Regions from separate parts of the Homo sapiens genome. Here region 2 is linked to region 1. The links are chromatin loops, found by intact Hi-C in ENCODE. Cell type or tissue: PC-3. All regions are shown on one strand.

Evidence for each region. A loop is a pair of places that touch in the nucleus more often than their neighbours do. Peaks named below come from ENCODE experiments on the same cell type or tissue, not always from the same donor. Only the 100,000 strongest peaks of a DNase experiment are listed, where the experiment ranks them.
Region 2: it touches region 1 in a loop (5-fold over the local background); 13 of 110 quality-filtered maps call a loop at or near these places.

Annotation. Positions count from the first base shown.
Region 1 is chr12:104,196,416-104,204,415 of GRCh38, forward strand. No RefSeq gene overlaps it. Among named protein-coding and RNA genes, the nearest start is that of TXNRD1, 15 kb to the right of the region's middle. RefSeq lists a silencer at 4,776-5,070. In PC-3, CTCF peaks have their summits at 4,981 (motif pointing right) and 5,186; a DNase peak (open chromatin) is centred at 4,966; H3K27ac peaks cover 396 bases.
Region 2 is chr12:104,367,559-104,375,558 of GRCh38, forward strand. No RefSeq gene overlaps it. Among named protein-coding and RNA genes, the nearest start is that of EID3, 68 kb to the left of the region's middle. RefSeq lists enhancers at 1-439, 3,724-4,480, 4,481-5,238, 5,239-5,994, 7,557-8,000. In PC-3, no CTCF peak of the experiment used is centred here; DNase peaks (open chromatin) are centred at 3,983 and 6,723; H3K4me3 peaks cover 615 bases; H3K27ac peaks cover 3,492 bases.

The DNA.
Region 1 (8,000 bases):
TTGTTGTGTTCTTGTCTGGTTTTGGTATCAAGGTAACACTAGCCTTATAGAATGAGTTTGGAAGTATTTCCTCCTCTTACATTTTTTGAAGTAGTTTGAGAGAACCGATGTTAGTTTTTCTTTAAATGTTTGGTATAATTCAGCAATAAAGCCATCCAGTCCTGAGCGGTTTCTGCTTGATATTATTGCTTGTTATTGGTCTGTTCAGGCTTTCTATTTCTTCATGGTTCAATCTGGCTAAGTTGTATGTGTCCAGTAATTTATTCATTTCTTCTAGATTTTGCAATTTGTTGGTGTATAGTTGTTCATCATAGTCTCTAATAATCCTTTGTATTTCTGTGATATCTGTCGTAATGTCTTTTTTTCATTTCTGATTTTATTTATTTGGGCCTTCTCTCTTTTTCATAGTCTAGTTAAAGGTTTGTCAATTGTGTTTATGTTTTTTAAAAAACAATCTTTCGTTTATTTAATCTTTCAAATAGTTTTTTAGTCTCAATTTCATTTATTTTGGCTCCAATCTTTTTTTTTTCCTTCTACTTATTTTGGGTTTGGTTGGTCCTTGCTTTTTCAGTTCTTTGAGTTTCAACATTAGGTTATTTATTTGAAGTCTTTTTATTTTTTTGACAAAGCATTTATTGCTATAAACTTTTCTCTTAGCACTGTTTATGCTGTATCCCATAGGTTTTGGTATGTTGTGTTTCCATTTTCATTATTTTCAATAAATTTTAAAATGTCATTCTTAATTTCTTCATTGACCTGTTGGTTGTTTAGGAGCATATTGTTTAATTTCCATGCACTTATGCAGTTTCCAATGTGCCTCTTGTTATTGACTTCTAGTTTTATTCATTTTGGTCAGAAAAGATCCTTGATATGATTTTTATACTTTTGAATTTGTTGAGACTTGTTTTGTGATCCAACATATGATCTGCCCTGCAGAATGTTCCATGTGTTAATGAAAAAAAAAGTGTATTCTGCAAGAGTTGGATACAGTGCTCTCTAAACATCAGTTAGGGACATTTGGTCTAGAGTTTGGTTTAACTCCAGTGTTTCTTGGCTCATTTTCTGCCTCGATAATCTGTTAACTACTGGAACTGGGATGTTGAAATCCCTTACTCATTGTATTGCAGTCTATCTCTCCCTTTAGTTCTATTAATATTTGCTTTATATATTTTGCTCCTCCAATGTTGGGTACATACGTATTTACAGTTATTATATCCTCCTGCTAAATTGACCCCTTTATCATTATATAACGACTTTTTTGTCTTTTTAAATAGTTTTAGTCTTGAAGTCTATTTTATCAGATATAAGTAGGCTGACTCTTGCTCCTTTTTGATTTTCATTTGCATGTAATATCTGTTTGCATGCCTTCACTTCCAGTCTATTTTGTCTTTACAGGTAAAGTCTTCCTTCCTTCCTTCCTCCCTTCCTTCCTTGCTTCCTCCCTCCCTTCCTTCTTTACTTCCTTCCTTCTTTCCATCTCTCTCTCTTTTTTTTTTCTTTCTTTCTTTTTATTTGAAATGAAGTCTTCCTATGTTTCCCAGGTCTCAAACTCCTGGGCTCAAGCAATCATCCCACCTCAGCGTCACAAGTGGATAATACTACAGGTTTGCCACACCAAGCCTGACAAAATTAGTTATTGTAGGTAGCAGATAGTCTTGTTTTCTTAAAAAAAATCTATTCAGCCACTCTATGCCTTTTAATTGAAGAATTTAGTCCAGTTTTGCATTCAGTGTGACTATTGATAGGTAAGAACTTGCTGCTGCCATTTTATTACTTGTTTTCTGGTTGTTTTGTAACTCCCGTCTTTCGTTCTTACTGTCTTCCTTTGTGGTTAGGTGATTTTCTCTAGTAGTATGTTTTAATTCTTTGCTTTTTATTTTTAATGTATTTATTATAGATTTATACGTTGGGTTACCATGAGGCTTACCAAAACATCTAATACATATAACAAGTTACTTTGAACAGATGACAACTTAACTTTGATCAAAATGAAAAGATGGGGAGGTGGGGATTGTTAATGGGTTTAAAAAAATAGAAAGAATAAATAAGACCTACTATTTGGTAGCACAATAGGACGACTATAGTCAATAATAACTTGATTGTATATTTTAAAATAACTAAGAGAGTTTAACTGGATAGTTTGTAACATAAAGGATAAATGCTTGAAGCTATGGATACCCCATTTTCCATGCTGAGATATTATATATTGCATGCCTATATCAGAGCATCTAATGTATGTCTATAAATATATATACCTACTATGTACCTGAAAAATCAAAAAGAAGGCCAGGCGTGGGGGCTCACGCCTGTAATCCCAGCACTTTGGGAGGCCGAGGAAGGCAGATCACGAGGTCAAGAGATCGAGACCAGCCTGGCCAACATGGTGAAACCCCGTCTCTACTAAAAATACAAAAATTAGCTGCGCATGGTGGCATGCACCAGTAGTCCCAGCTACTCAGGAGGCTGAGGCAGGAGAATCGCTTGAACCCAGGAGTTGGAGGTTGCAGTGAGCCGAGATCGCGCCACTGCACTCCAGCCTAGCAACAGAGCAAGACTCCATCAAAAAAATAAATAAATAAAAAGAAAAAGTTTAAAGAAAAAAGAAAAGAAAACAAACAAACAAAAGTACTTTAAGGCCAGGTGTAGTGGCTCAAATCTTTAATCCCAGTACTTTGGGAGGGCAAGGTGGGCAGATCACTTAAGCTCAGGAGCTCAAGACCAGCCTGGGTAACATGGCATCTCCACACACACACACACACAAAAATTAGCCGGGTGTGGTGGTGTATGCTTGTAGTCCCAGCTACTCAGGGGGCTGAGATGGGAGGATTACTTGAGCCCAGGGGGTCGAGGCTGCAGTGAGCCGAGATCATGCCACTACACTCCAGCCTGGGTGATAAACTGAGACCCTGTTACACACACATACAGAAAAAAAACTTGAAAAGTTTTAAACTCAAACTCCAATTCTCCTCTCCACATTCTGACTTTTTGTTGTCTCAATTTATATCTTTTTATATTTCCTATCTCCTAATAAATTATTATAGTTATTTGTGTAATATTTGTCTTTCAGTCTTCATACTAGAGCTATGAGTGATTTATATACCACAATTACAGTATTACAATATTCTAAATTTGTCTGCATACTGAATTTTACCAGTGAATTTTATATTAGCTTTGTGCAAAATTAATTGCAGTTTTGGCCATTGAAAGTAATGGCTGGGCATGGTGGCTCACACCTGTAATCCCAGCACTTTGGGAGGCTGAGGCAGGCGGATCACCTGAAGTCAGGAGTTCAAGACCAGCCTGACTAACATGGTGAAACCCCATCTTTACTAAAAATACAAAAATTAACCAGGCATAGTGGCAGTCACCTGTAATCCCAACTACTCGGGAGGCTGAGGCAGGATAATTGCTTGAACCCAGGAGGCGGAGGTTGCAGTGAGCTGAGATTGCTCTCCAGCATGGGTGACACAGTGAGACTCTATCCAAAAAAAAAAAAAAAAAAAAATTAATGGCAAAAACTGTGATTACTTTTGCACCAACATAATACCTTCAGATGATTTTCTTGTTGCATGTTAGGATCCTTTTCTCTCAGATGGAAGGACTCCTTTTAGCATTTCTTGTAAGACAGGTCTGGTGGTGATGAATTTCCTGAGCTTCTGTTTGCCTAAAAAAGTCTTTATCTTTCCTTCGTGTTTGAAGGATAGTTTTGCTGGGTATCACATTCTCAGTTGGCAGGGGTTTTTTCGTTTTTTGGTTTTTTTTCCTCCTTCAGCACTTTGTGTATGTCATCTCACTCTCTCCTGGCTGGTATGGTCTTTGCTGAGAAGTCTGTTGCCAGATAAATTGAAGCTCCTTTATGTGTATGTTATTTGCTTCTTTCTCTTGCTACTTTTTGGATCCACTTTTTGTCCATGACTTTTGAAAGTTTGATTATTATATGCCTTGGAGCAGTCTTATTTGGGTTGAATATGTTTGTTGATCTTTGGCCTTCCTGTATATGGGTATTTATATTTTTCACTAAGTTTGGAAAGTTTTCTGTTATTATTTTGTGGGAGCTTTCTATGTCTTGCTCTTTCTCAACTCCCTCTTGAAAACCAATGACACTTAGATTTGCTCTTTTGAGGTTATTTTCTAGATCCTGTAGTTGTTCTTTATCTTTTTAATTTTTTTTCTCCTCTGATTGCGTATTTTTAAAGCTCATTTATTTTTTTCTTCTTCATGATCGATTCTGCTGTTGAGACTCCGGTGCATTTTTCAGTTCAGCAAATGTGTGTCTCAGTTCCAGGATTTCTGTTTGATTTGTTTTTATTATTTAAATCTCTTTCTTAAATTTCTCTGATAAATTTCTAAATTGTGGGCCAGGCACGGTGGCTCACGTCTGTAATCCCAGCACTTTGGGAGGCCAAGGTGGGTGGATCACGAGGTCAGGAGATCGAGACCAGCCTGATCAACATGGCAAAACCCCGTCTCTACTAAAAATACAAAAAAATTAGCCAGGCGTGGTGGCACGCGCCTGTAGTCCCAGCTACTCAGGAGGCTGAGGCAAGAGAATCAATTGAACCCAGGAGGCAGAGGTTGCAGTGAGCTGAGACGGCACCACTGCACTCCAGCCTGGGCAACAGAGTGAGACTCTGTCTCAAAAAAAAAAAAAAAAAAATTCAAATTGTTCCTCTGTGTTATCTTGGAGTTTGCTGAGTTTTCTCAAGGTTGCTATTTTGAATTTCTGATCTGAAAGTTCACATATTGCCATCTTATTGGGGTTAATCACTGGTTACTTCTTGCTTCATCCATTTGGGAGGTCATGGTTCCCTGTTTGCTGTTGTTTTTATGCATATATGTCTAGGTCTTTCCAATGATGGATTGTTTATTTTGCTGTCTAGGTTAGTGTTTCTAGCATACGTGTTTTTAGAGGTTTTGTGCAGGCTGCCTGTTGATTCCCTTAGCCCTAGATCACTGCCTCCTTTTTGGCACTAGATGGCACCATAAGCCTAGATTTGCTGCAGTTCTCATGAAAGTTTGAAGTGCTGCCTGTCCTGAATTCAGGGGGAGGGTCCCAAAGAGAATGCCCCAGCTGTCTGGGGAGGCTGGCTAGGGGTTCATGCCCAGAGGACCTATGGCTCACACCTCCTACAGCATCATGCTCCTGAAATACGTCTCTGATTCAGTATCTGCTTTGTCTGAATGGAGACCAGCCCCCGTTTCACACACTGGGTTTCACTGTGTCCCCAACTGCCCTCAAGGGTCCTTCTCTCTATAGGCACTTGCAATGCTTCCCCTGGATTGAGGCAGGAATGGCTTTTGTGCATAGGAATCCAAGATAATGGGGAAGCAGAGTGTCCACTGAAATCTCAGTTTTCCCAGTGTAGAAGCCTTGAGTCCAGGATAACTTTTCCACATGGTGCCTGGCTGTTTGCAGAAATGGGCATCACAGAGAAAGAAATCTGTTTCTCCTACCTTCTGCTCACAGTTTTTCACTTCTCTGTGGCTCCAGGGATTATCACAGCTTCAGTTTTGAGTTCTGGGATATCTGTGGTGATAATCTTTTCTTTCTTTTAATAGGTTTTTGGGAAACAGGTAGTGTTTGGTTACATGGATAAGTTCTTCAGTGGTGATTTCTGAGATTTTGGTGCATCCAACAGTTGAGCAGTGTGCGCTGTAGCCAATATATAGTCTTTTATCCCTCACCCCACTCCCACCCTTTCTCCAAGTCTCCAAAGTCGATTGCCTTTGTGTCCTCATAGCTTAGCTCCCACTTATAAGTGAGAACATATGATGTTTGGTTTTCCATTCCTGAGTGACTTCACTTAGAATAATGGTCTCCAGCTCCATCCAGGTGAATGCCATTATTTCATTCCTTTTTATGGCTGAGTAATATTCCATGGGGGTGTGTGTGTGTGTGTGTGTGTGTGTGTGTGTGTGTGTGTGTAATTTTCTTTATCCACTCATTGATTGATGGGCATTTGGGCTGGTTGAAATGTTTTTGCAATTGCAAATTATGCTGCTATAAACATGCATGGGCCAGGGTGCGGTGGCTCACGCCTGTAATCCCAGCACCTCAGGAGGCTGAAGCGGGTGGATCACGAGGTCAGGAGTTCAAGACCAGCCTGACCAATATGGTAAAACACTGTCTCTACTAAAAATACAAAAATTAGACAGGGGTGGTGGTGCATGCCTGTAATCCCAGCTACTCAGGAGGCTGAGGCTGGAGAATTACTTGAACCAGGAAGGCGGAGGTTGGAGTAAGCTGGATCTCACCATTATGCTCCAGCCTGGGCAAGAGTGGGACTCTGACTCAAAAAAAAAAAAAAAGTTCCCACTCTGCCATGTGTCCTCTGCATGTCTTTAGGCAAGTCATTTCACCTCTCTGGACCTCATGGGGTTTCTGGGAGACACATGTGAAATAATAAATACAAAATGGCTGGAAAAACAGATAAAGAGTGAAGCAGGAATAATAATTGTATAGTTGCTTGACTCCTTTTCCCCATCCCTGGCATGAGGGAGGCATGGGACATCGTAAATGCTCAATAAATATCTGCTAAATAAATGGATTCTAGAGTCAACCGAAGGTAAAATACATGCTATTGTATGGAATTAGATTTGTTCTCACTCGGTGCACACCATGTTCTTCATTAGATGAATCAAATTTAAATACCACATTGAAAATTCTAGAGTCAACTTATTCCTCGATTGAGTTGATTCATTTCTTAAATTGCTTTCTTTGTAAGAGCATCATTAAATTGTGAACACTCTTATGTCCCATCTTTTTCCTTTTATTGCTGTGTAGATAAAGATTTCTCAGGACTGTTTTTCAGATAGCAGACAATATTGTTTTTAATATAGAATCCAGTCACAGGAGTATCTTTCCATAGGACACCTAGCTCCAGAAACTCAGAGTGGAAAGCCCATTTTAATAAAATAAAAATCAAATTTGTCCCCAAGCTGGTTGTCCTTTAGTCATTCTTAATCCTCAGTGTTTTTTTAGGCTAATCTGATTTTCACCCCTAGAAGCTGACTGATTTGTTATATCATTGAAACTAAATCCTCATTTGCATGACACAAGAAAAGCATCCTAATTTTCATCTTAAAGCTGTCTTCTGATTGTAAATGTAAAGATTCTCTCTAGAAAGATCCATAAGAACATGCTAACAGTAGTTGCCTCCAGGTAGAGGAATTTGGGGCATGGGGTAAGGTGGAAGAGAGAGATTTTTTAGTGTAAACTCGTGTGTGTGTGTGTGTGTTTGACAGAGTCTTGCTCTGTTGCCCAGGCTGGAGTGCAGTGGCACAATCTTGGCTTACTGCAGCCTCCGCCTCTGGGGTTCAAGTGATACTCATGCCCCAGCCTCCCAAGTAGTGTGATTACAGGCATGTGCCAGCATGCCCAGCTAATTTTTGTATTTTTAGTAGAGACGGGGTTTCACCATGTTGGCCAAGCTGGTCTCGAAGTGATCTGCATGCCTCGGCCTCCCAAAGTGTTGGGATTACAGGCGTGAGCCACCACGCTCGGCCTCTTTTGTATATTTTGGGGGAAAAAATTATGTATGTATTACTTTTTTTAAAAACCCACTATTCTTTAGGCAAGAACCAGTAGTAACCGTGTGTTTAACCAACTCTTAGTCACTGGGGGGAAAAAATTAAAATGGCAGAGAAAATTGTTCTTGTATTGGAAGACAAAGCCAGGCCCTAAGAAAATTATAAACTAGATGAAGTTTCTTTACAGGGACTAATGTGTAGGATTTCTCAACACTGTGGGACTCAGAAAAAATTGAAAGCAATTTATAGTTTTGCTTTTTTTTTTTTTTTTTTTTGAGACAGAGTCTTGCTCTGGTGCCCAGGCTGGAGTGTAAAATGGTATGATCTTGGCTCACTGCAACCTCTGCCTCTCGGGTTCAAGCAATTCTCCTGTCTCAGCCTCCTGAGTAGCTGGGACTACAGGTGCCCACCACCATTCCTGACTACTTTTTGTATTTTTAGTAGAAACCGGGTTTCACCATGTTGGCCAG
Region 2 (8,000 bases), 170 kb after region 1:
GTCACAGAGGATTTGGTGATCAAAGCCAGTGTCCCTCAGAATTTTTCTTCACAGTGCTGATCATGGTGGGTGTGATGGTTAATTTTAGGTGTCAGCCTGACTGGGCTCAGGGATGCCGAGGTAGCTGATAAAACATGATGCCTGGGTGTGTCTGTGAGGGTGTTTCTGGAGGAGATTAGCATTTTTTCTTTTTTCATCTCTTAAATTCCTTTACCAAGACATTAGCATTTGAATTAATCTGGGTGAAGATCCACCCTCACCAATGCAGGAGGCACCATCCCATCTGTTGAGGGCCTGAATAGAAGAAAAAGGTGGAGGAAGGGCGAATTTGTTCTCTCTTTGGGGCCTGGGATATCCATCATCTTGTCCTACCTTGGACATTGGAGCTCCTGATTCGTAGAACTTCAGGCTCTGGACTTACACCAGTGACCTCCCCTGCCCACTTGCCATGGGCTTCCCTGGTTCTGAAGCTCTCAGACTTGGCCTGAATTACACCACCAGCTTTCCTGGCTCTCCAGCTGGCAGGTGGAAGATGGTGGGACGTCTCAGCTTCCATAACCATCTGAGCCAATTCCCATAGTAAATCTCCTATCTATCATCTATATATCTATCTATCTATCATCTATCTGCCTATCTGTCTATCTATCTATCATCATCTATCTATCTATTTACCTGTCATCTATCATCTATCTCCTGTTTCTCTGGGGAACCCTGCCTAATACAGTGGGATTATTTGAGTAACAACTTTCTCCTCAACCTGGCTGGACGATCCAAAATGATCAGGGCCACGTCTGTTGGACAGTGAGAGCATTTAGGGGAGCATGCAGCCCGGAGTCCAGGTTGAATCCTGGATCTGCCACTTACTAGCTGTGTGACCTTGAAAAAAAAGACTGAGCTTCACTGTGCCCCGAATCCTCCATAAAATGAAAATAATAGTAGCATCTGCTTTAGAGAGTGGGTATGTAGATTAGATGAGATCATACTTACAAAGCACTTAGCACAGTGCTTGGCCATACTAAGAACTTGAAAATGCTAATTGTTATTATTATTATTTACCTCTATGCATATCTCAAGGTCCAAAACAAAAGCTAAGTCAGAAAAGGAGGAAAAAATGCCAGATGCCGGGAGAACATGCCAGCTTCTGGAGTGAGATGCGGAGATTGGGGGATTAGCAGGAAGAAGAAAGAGCCACTGAAACCACCCAGTTATCCCTGCATTTATTTATCCAAAGACCATCACTGAAGGTCTTCTACTTCCAAGCCCCACCTGGGCTTCCAGCCTAATAGGAGAAACAAACCTTAAACAAACAATGGTGCATAAATCATGATTTCATTACAATTGTGATGAGTGAGGCAACATACGGTACAGAGGACTTAAGAATATTTTAACAGGAAAATCACCATAGCCCAGGGCTGGAGGTTGGGAACTGGGGAACTGGGGATAAGAATCCAGAAAACCACCCTGCCCAGCATGCAGAAGGGAGTTAATGGAGAAGTCTTGCTGGGTCGGCCTGTAAGGGATGAGTCCACACAAGCATTTACACAGGCAGAAGGAGGGCAAGGTCATTACATCCCTTTTGGACACAGTAAATGTCCAGTTGTCCTTTTCCCTGCCACTGTATAGTAAGATGGTGGTCAGGACCTGGGGGTGCCAATGACTGATCTCAACCATACCTCTAAGCTGAGAAGGGAAAGGTCACTGATTATTACTTAAGCCAGACTTAAAGAACAGTCCCAAAGCTTCTGACAGCCAAGACAATGTCCTCTTCGCTTTCAATGACAAAGGCCCAACTGAGTAACATATGAACATTGAGGGAGCCAACTGCACACAGACACTTGGACCACTGACCCAGGGAAACTCCTTAACTGCTTGAATGAAGTACCAGTCATTCATGGTCAATAGATTCTTCTGCTGCATGGAATTTCTGCTGGGCTGGTGGAGGCAGCTGAGAAATAATGGGGAGAGGCCAGGACAAAGCATGGAAAAACTTCAGTTACGTTTTGTTGGTTAACAATGGGACCTTCAACAAGACACTCATTGGCTTGGGTCTCACTTTCTTCATCTGAATAATGGAGATAATAACACCTAAGTAGGCACGTTCCTGGCTTTAAGTAACAAACACCCACTAACAGGGGCTTAAACAAATATATGTTCATTTTTCTGACATAAGGAGTCGCAGCCAGTTGGGTGTGGACATTGGAGAAGCATCTCAGTAATGTCAGAGGTTTTGGATCTGCTTCTTTGCAATTTTCTCATTCTTTCCCTCATGGTCACAAAATGGCTGCTGTAGTTCCAGCCATCAAGTCTGTATTTAGTAAGGCAGTAAGAAGAGGGGGTGAAAGATAGGACTGCCTCTCTACCCTTTACACAGCCATCCTGGTGTTGCCTGACACACTTTTGCTTTTAACTCATTGGCCAGATCTCTGTCCTGGGCCATCCCTAGCTGCAAGGGAAGCTGACAAAGTGAGTTTTAGCTTTTCTTTTCTTTTTTTTTGAGACAGAGTCTCACTCTGTTGCCCAAGCTGGAGTGCAGTGGCGTGATCTCAGCTCACTGCAAGCTCCGCCTCCTGGGTTCATGCCATTCCCCTGCCTCAGCCTCCCGAATAGCTGGGACTACAGGCGTGTGCCACCTCACCCAGCTAATTTTTTGTGTTTTTAGTAGAGACGGGGTTTCACCATGTTAGCCAGGATGGTCTTGATCTCCTGACCTCGTGATCCGCCTGCCTTGGCCTCCCAAAGTGCTGGGATTACAGGCGTGAGCCACTGCGCCTGGCCGAGTTTTAGCTTTTCTAATCTATAGAGCACATGAAGAGTGTCTATCTCAGCATATAAAGCAGAGACTCCACTAGGCAGTGAAGGAAGGTAGGCAAAATGGATGTGTGTTTCATATCTGTGCCCCACACCCCATCCAGGGTCCGTCTCTCCCCAGCAGTTGTCATAAGGACTCATTATCATTTAGCCATCATGCAGAATATCAGAGCTGCCAAAAGGGAAAGCAAAGTGAATCGTCCTAAAGCAGCCTGCTTTTTCTTTTTTCTTTTTCTTTTCTTTTCTTTTTTTTTTCCTATTTGGAAGGTTTGGATTTGAAGTAAATCATCATTAAGCAGTCTAAGTATTTCCTTTATTTATTTATTTATTTGTTTATTTATTTATTGAGACAGGATCTCACTCTGCCATCCAGGCTCAAATGCAGTGGTGCAATCTAGGCTCACTGCAGACTCAGCCTCCTCAGCTCAAGTGATCCTCCCACCTCGGCCTCCTAAGTAGCTGGGGCTGCAGGCACACACCACCACACTGGCTAATTTTTGTATTTTTTTGTAGAGAGAGGGTTTCACCACATTGCCCAGGCTGGTCTTGAACTCCTGGGCTCAGGTGATCCTCCTGCTTCAGCCTCCCAAAGTGCTGGGATTACAGGCATGAGCCACCACACATTTTGCTTTTTAAAGCATTTACTTTAAAAATCTCACCTCTTTCAATCCTCGTTCTGTTCATTGTTTGCTCCAAGTTCGAGGGGCCTGTCAGTTCTTCCTGCAAATAAAATCAGTGAACAACCCTGTAGGTACACTTCAAGGTATACAGGGGAGCAGAGAATGCCGCCTGGGTAGGGGCGAGTGTTACTTCAGCGGCAGGGAAAGCCTCTGTCAATATTTGCGAGGAAGAGACGTCTCCAGAAGTAAGAAAGGCCACATTATGGAAATGGCATGTTTTATGCAGGGAGACACTTGAGAATCAGGGAGAGTCAATAAAGGGGCTAAGAAGGGTCAAGAACTTGGGTTTGAGAATAAGGCGAGTCTACTAGTTGAGAAGGAGAATAAGGCTTCGGTAAGCCAGCCCCACCTGCCACCTTGCCACCCCTTTTTAGGAAATAAGGGACAGTTGCCAGGGGCTGTTTTGTGACATAATCTAGAGGTATTTATGCCAAAAGGACTGACGGAAATACCACCACTGCCAACCACGACAGCATCCTGGTTCCCTAAACGGATGGGCTTCTTTGTTTTCCTTTGTCACAAGGAATTAGAGGAATGTGGCTACACCCGCAGCTTCTAACACCAGCTAGCCTGGGTTCACATCCTGGATGAATCACTTACTGTGTAACCTCAGGCATATTGTTTAACCTCTCTGTGCCTCAGCATCCTCAGCTGGAAAATGGGGGTGGCAATAGCAGCACCTCCCTTGTGTGGTTGTCAGGACAAAATAAGTTAACTCAGGGAAGTAAGGAAAGTTAATTAGTAAATAAGTTAACTCTGGGTAAGTAAGGTATCGAGGACGGGGGCTGGCCTCTAGAACGTGCTGTGTTAGTGTTGGTGATTCTTACGTGTGAACCAGCAGCAGATGGAAGGTCTGGCCGTTGAGGGATGCTACTTTTTTCCTGACGATGACTATGAACGTCTTGTGTGGTCTAAGACAGCAGTCCTTTTTGGCATCAGGGACCGGTTTCATGGAGGACGATTTTTTCCACGGTCGGGGGGTGAGGGGGGTCAGGATGGTTTTGGGATGAAACTGTTCCACCTCAGATCATCAGACATTAGTTGGATTCTCATAAGCAGTACACAACTTAGATCCCTCGCATGCCCAGTTCACGATAAGGTTCATGGTCCCATGAGAATCTAATGCCACCACTGATCTGACAGGAGGCGGGGCTCAGACGATGATGCCAGGGATAAGGGGCGGCTGTAAATACAGATGAAGCTTCGCTCACTTGCCCGCAGTGACTCGCCCCACTTCCTGCTGTGGGGCCCAGTTCCTAACAGGCCACAGAGCGGATGAGTACCGGTCCACAGCCCAGAGGCTGGGGACCCCTTGTCTCAGAGACATCTTGAGAACCTCTTTATTTCCTCTTTGTTAATGCAAGAAGTGGTTTTGAAAGCAATTCATGCATTTTCAGGAAAGAAGGCAAAAGAGACTAGGGAAGGGGGTGGGGAAGGCTTACCAGGTGCTGTATACACGACAAAGCAGAAAGGCTGGGAACTACAACTCTGGAGTCAGACACATTTTGGGTTGAACTCAGTCACTGCCCATTAGCATAGTGATCCTGGAGAAGTCATCTACCCTCATGTGTGAAGGAGAAACAATGAATGCTCCTGGACCCTAGAGCTGCTCAGAGGATCCAATAGAGCAAAGATGTCAAAAGGCCAGCGCCATGCCTGGCACAGAGGAAGGATTCAATCAGTTAATTCAGCCATGCTGAAGCCACCATGATGTGACAGAAAATCAGCTTGCAGCTGGGGGAGCGGGATTTGCCTCCTGATCATCTGCCCCGGAATCCACCACCTTCCTGAATGGCAGTCCCAGCAGCGCCAGGGTGGAAGCAGATGCTGGCTGAGGAGAGAATCCTGCCCTTCCCCGTCCAGCCACTTCCAGCCGTCTCCCAGCCCCTGGGTGCTGCACGGGCAGTACCAAGACTTCCCTGGCCCGGAAGGACCTCTGACAAGGCCCTGGAAGCCCAGCAGGGCCAGGCTGGGCTTTGAGAGGAGATGAGTGTTAGGAGTGCGTGTCAGGTGGGGGAAGGGAGCTGTAAGCAGCAGAGACTGGCCAACCTTGCCCATGAGCTTTAGGTCTCCATCTATGTGTCCATGCAGAAGGGCCCCCAGAGGAGAGCAGCATCCCGGCCTCTGTCAGGAGAGGAGAGAGTTACCCGATTTAAGGAGCTCAGGAGAAAGAGTGAGTGTGCTCAGCTCATCCCTCCCCTGTGGGAGCCAGCTCCCACCAAGGGTGAAGAGGGTCAGGCCCTGGGGTTGGGGGTGGATGGAGGTCTGCAGAGGTCCCCCAGCAGCCCCTGTGAAGGATGGGCAAATTCGTTTGTGCACTGCAGTCTTGGCAGCCTTGCACATTGTCCCCAGCTTCCCGTTCCCCAGCCTACCTCTTTTTTTTTTTGTTTTTGAGACAGGGTCTCACTCTGTCGCCCAGGCTGGAGTGCAGTGGCGCTGTCTCGGCTCACTGCAAGCTCCGCCTCCCGGGTTCACACCGTTCTCCTGCCTCAGCCTCCCGAGTAGCTGGGACTACAGGCGCCCGCCACCATGCCCGGCTAATTTTTTTGAGTTTTTAGTAGAAATGAGGTTTCACCGTGTTAGCCAGGATGGTCTCGATCTCCTGACCTCATGATCTGCCCGCCTTGGCCTCCCAAAGTGCTGGGATTACAGGCATGAGCCACCACGCCCGGCCTCATCCCCAGCCTACCTCTTGTAAAAATGAGCTGCCACTTTGCTGTCCATCCCTGGGACCCTGGCAGGCTCCATGAGTAGGCAAGAGAGGGGTGTGGTTCACCAGCCCCACCTCCAACAATGTCGGGAAACTCTGTGTTCCATCTCCTCCTGAAGCTGGCAGCCCTCAGTGTATACTTTCTCAGCTGCAAATGCTACCATTTTAAACTCAGAGGATTTTAAAAAATATATTTGAGCCTCACACAGGAAGACCCAAAAATTATTAAAATATAGAACATTTAGACTGTGGGGCAGAGACTGCATCTGTTCTGTTCACTTACCCCTAGGTCCTAACATACATAGTAGGTACCCAATAAACATAAGCTTAGCAAATGACTGAAAATTAATTTAAGCAGCTCATATGTGAAAAGAGCATATACACAAAGATGTTCATTGCAGCATTGTTTATAATGGTAGAAAATTATTTTGTACAATCTGGTTAAGAAATCTGTGGTATATGAATGCAATGAAATGGCATGCTATTATTAGAATTAACAAGAGGACTATCAAACCAGGAGAACAGGTTTACGGGATGTTGCTAAATGAAATTTAATAATACTGTGATTTAAAGAATGTAAACGTGTATATCTACATAGATGAAGATTGAAAGGCCCATTTAGAGATAAAGTCATTGCTGTGTAAAATTAGCAGCAATTAAGAAACACCTTTGGTAATGTTTTACAGTGGATTCTAGAATATGTTTTAAACTCTTTTAAAGAAACCCCTGCAGTATTTTCTAAACAGATGAGATGGTGGTTTGCTATTTTCCAGAGTCCATTGAGTGAGCTGTGAAAGGCCCCATTGGATAGGGGGCTTCTGGAAATTTCCATCTCCCCACCTCCTGGTGGGTAGCAACTCAGAGCTGGCAAAATTATTCTTGGCAAAGGCAATCTCATGTCAGAAAGAGTTCTCAGTGCAAAGAGCCTTTAGCAACAGAGGTGCTAGAATCTGTGTCGGTGAAGCTTTGCAAACAGCAGGGATTCCACAGAGGCCTTTTCAGGCCTTTATTTCCCACTCTGTACCTTCTCCTCCTTCTTTTTTTTTTTTTTTCCCAAGTTTTGTAAACATCCCAGGGATGATTTTTGTACTCCCCCAGGTCTGTGGGAGTCGGATGAGATGGAAAGAGGCCTCGCATTGTCCCTGCAGACCTGTATCCCTTCCGGCCACCCCTGCTGCCCTCACACTCCCCTCCCACCACAGCACCCACCTGTGGTCTGACAGAGGACACCACACCTTTGCCCATTCTCACACCCCCTCCCGCTGGACAGCCCCTGTCCTTAATGAGGCAGCTTGATGTTTTGTGGGACCTGCTGGTGTCCTGCCCAGGGAGGGGTGTGAGGGGTGGTGGGCTGGCCTGCTCCTGGAACTGTAGCATCAAACTGTTCAGGCTTTCATTTGCAACAGCCACACACTGGGACACCAAAATAGGTCCCGGCGGAGATGTGGGTGGGGCTGGCCTGGGCTTGGCCCCACCCAAGTAGGGCGCCAGGGAGACAGAGTGCCCCAGCACCACCAAGGTGGGCAGAAGCCATGTGGGGCCACTGAGAGAAATTCCACTGAGGTTCCTGTTGGGCCTTCCTTCCACCCAAAGTTTTGGACCTTCTGCTTGAGTGAATTATAGTGGGAATTCTGGGCTTTGGCTTTGGGGGCTGCCAGATGAGAAGGGTCTTAGTGTTCAACTGGTCCCACCTGGCACTGCGGGAAAAGCAGAAGCTGTCACCTCCCAGCTCTGCCATTTACTAGCGCAAGTTGTTGAAGGCCATCGATTCAACGCCATTTAGGTGTGTGCTAAGCGTTACA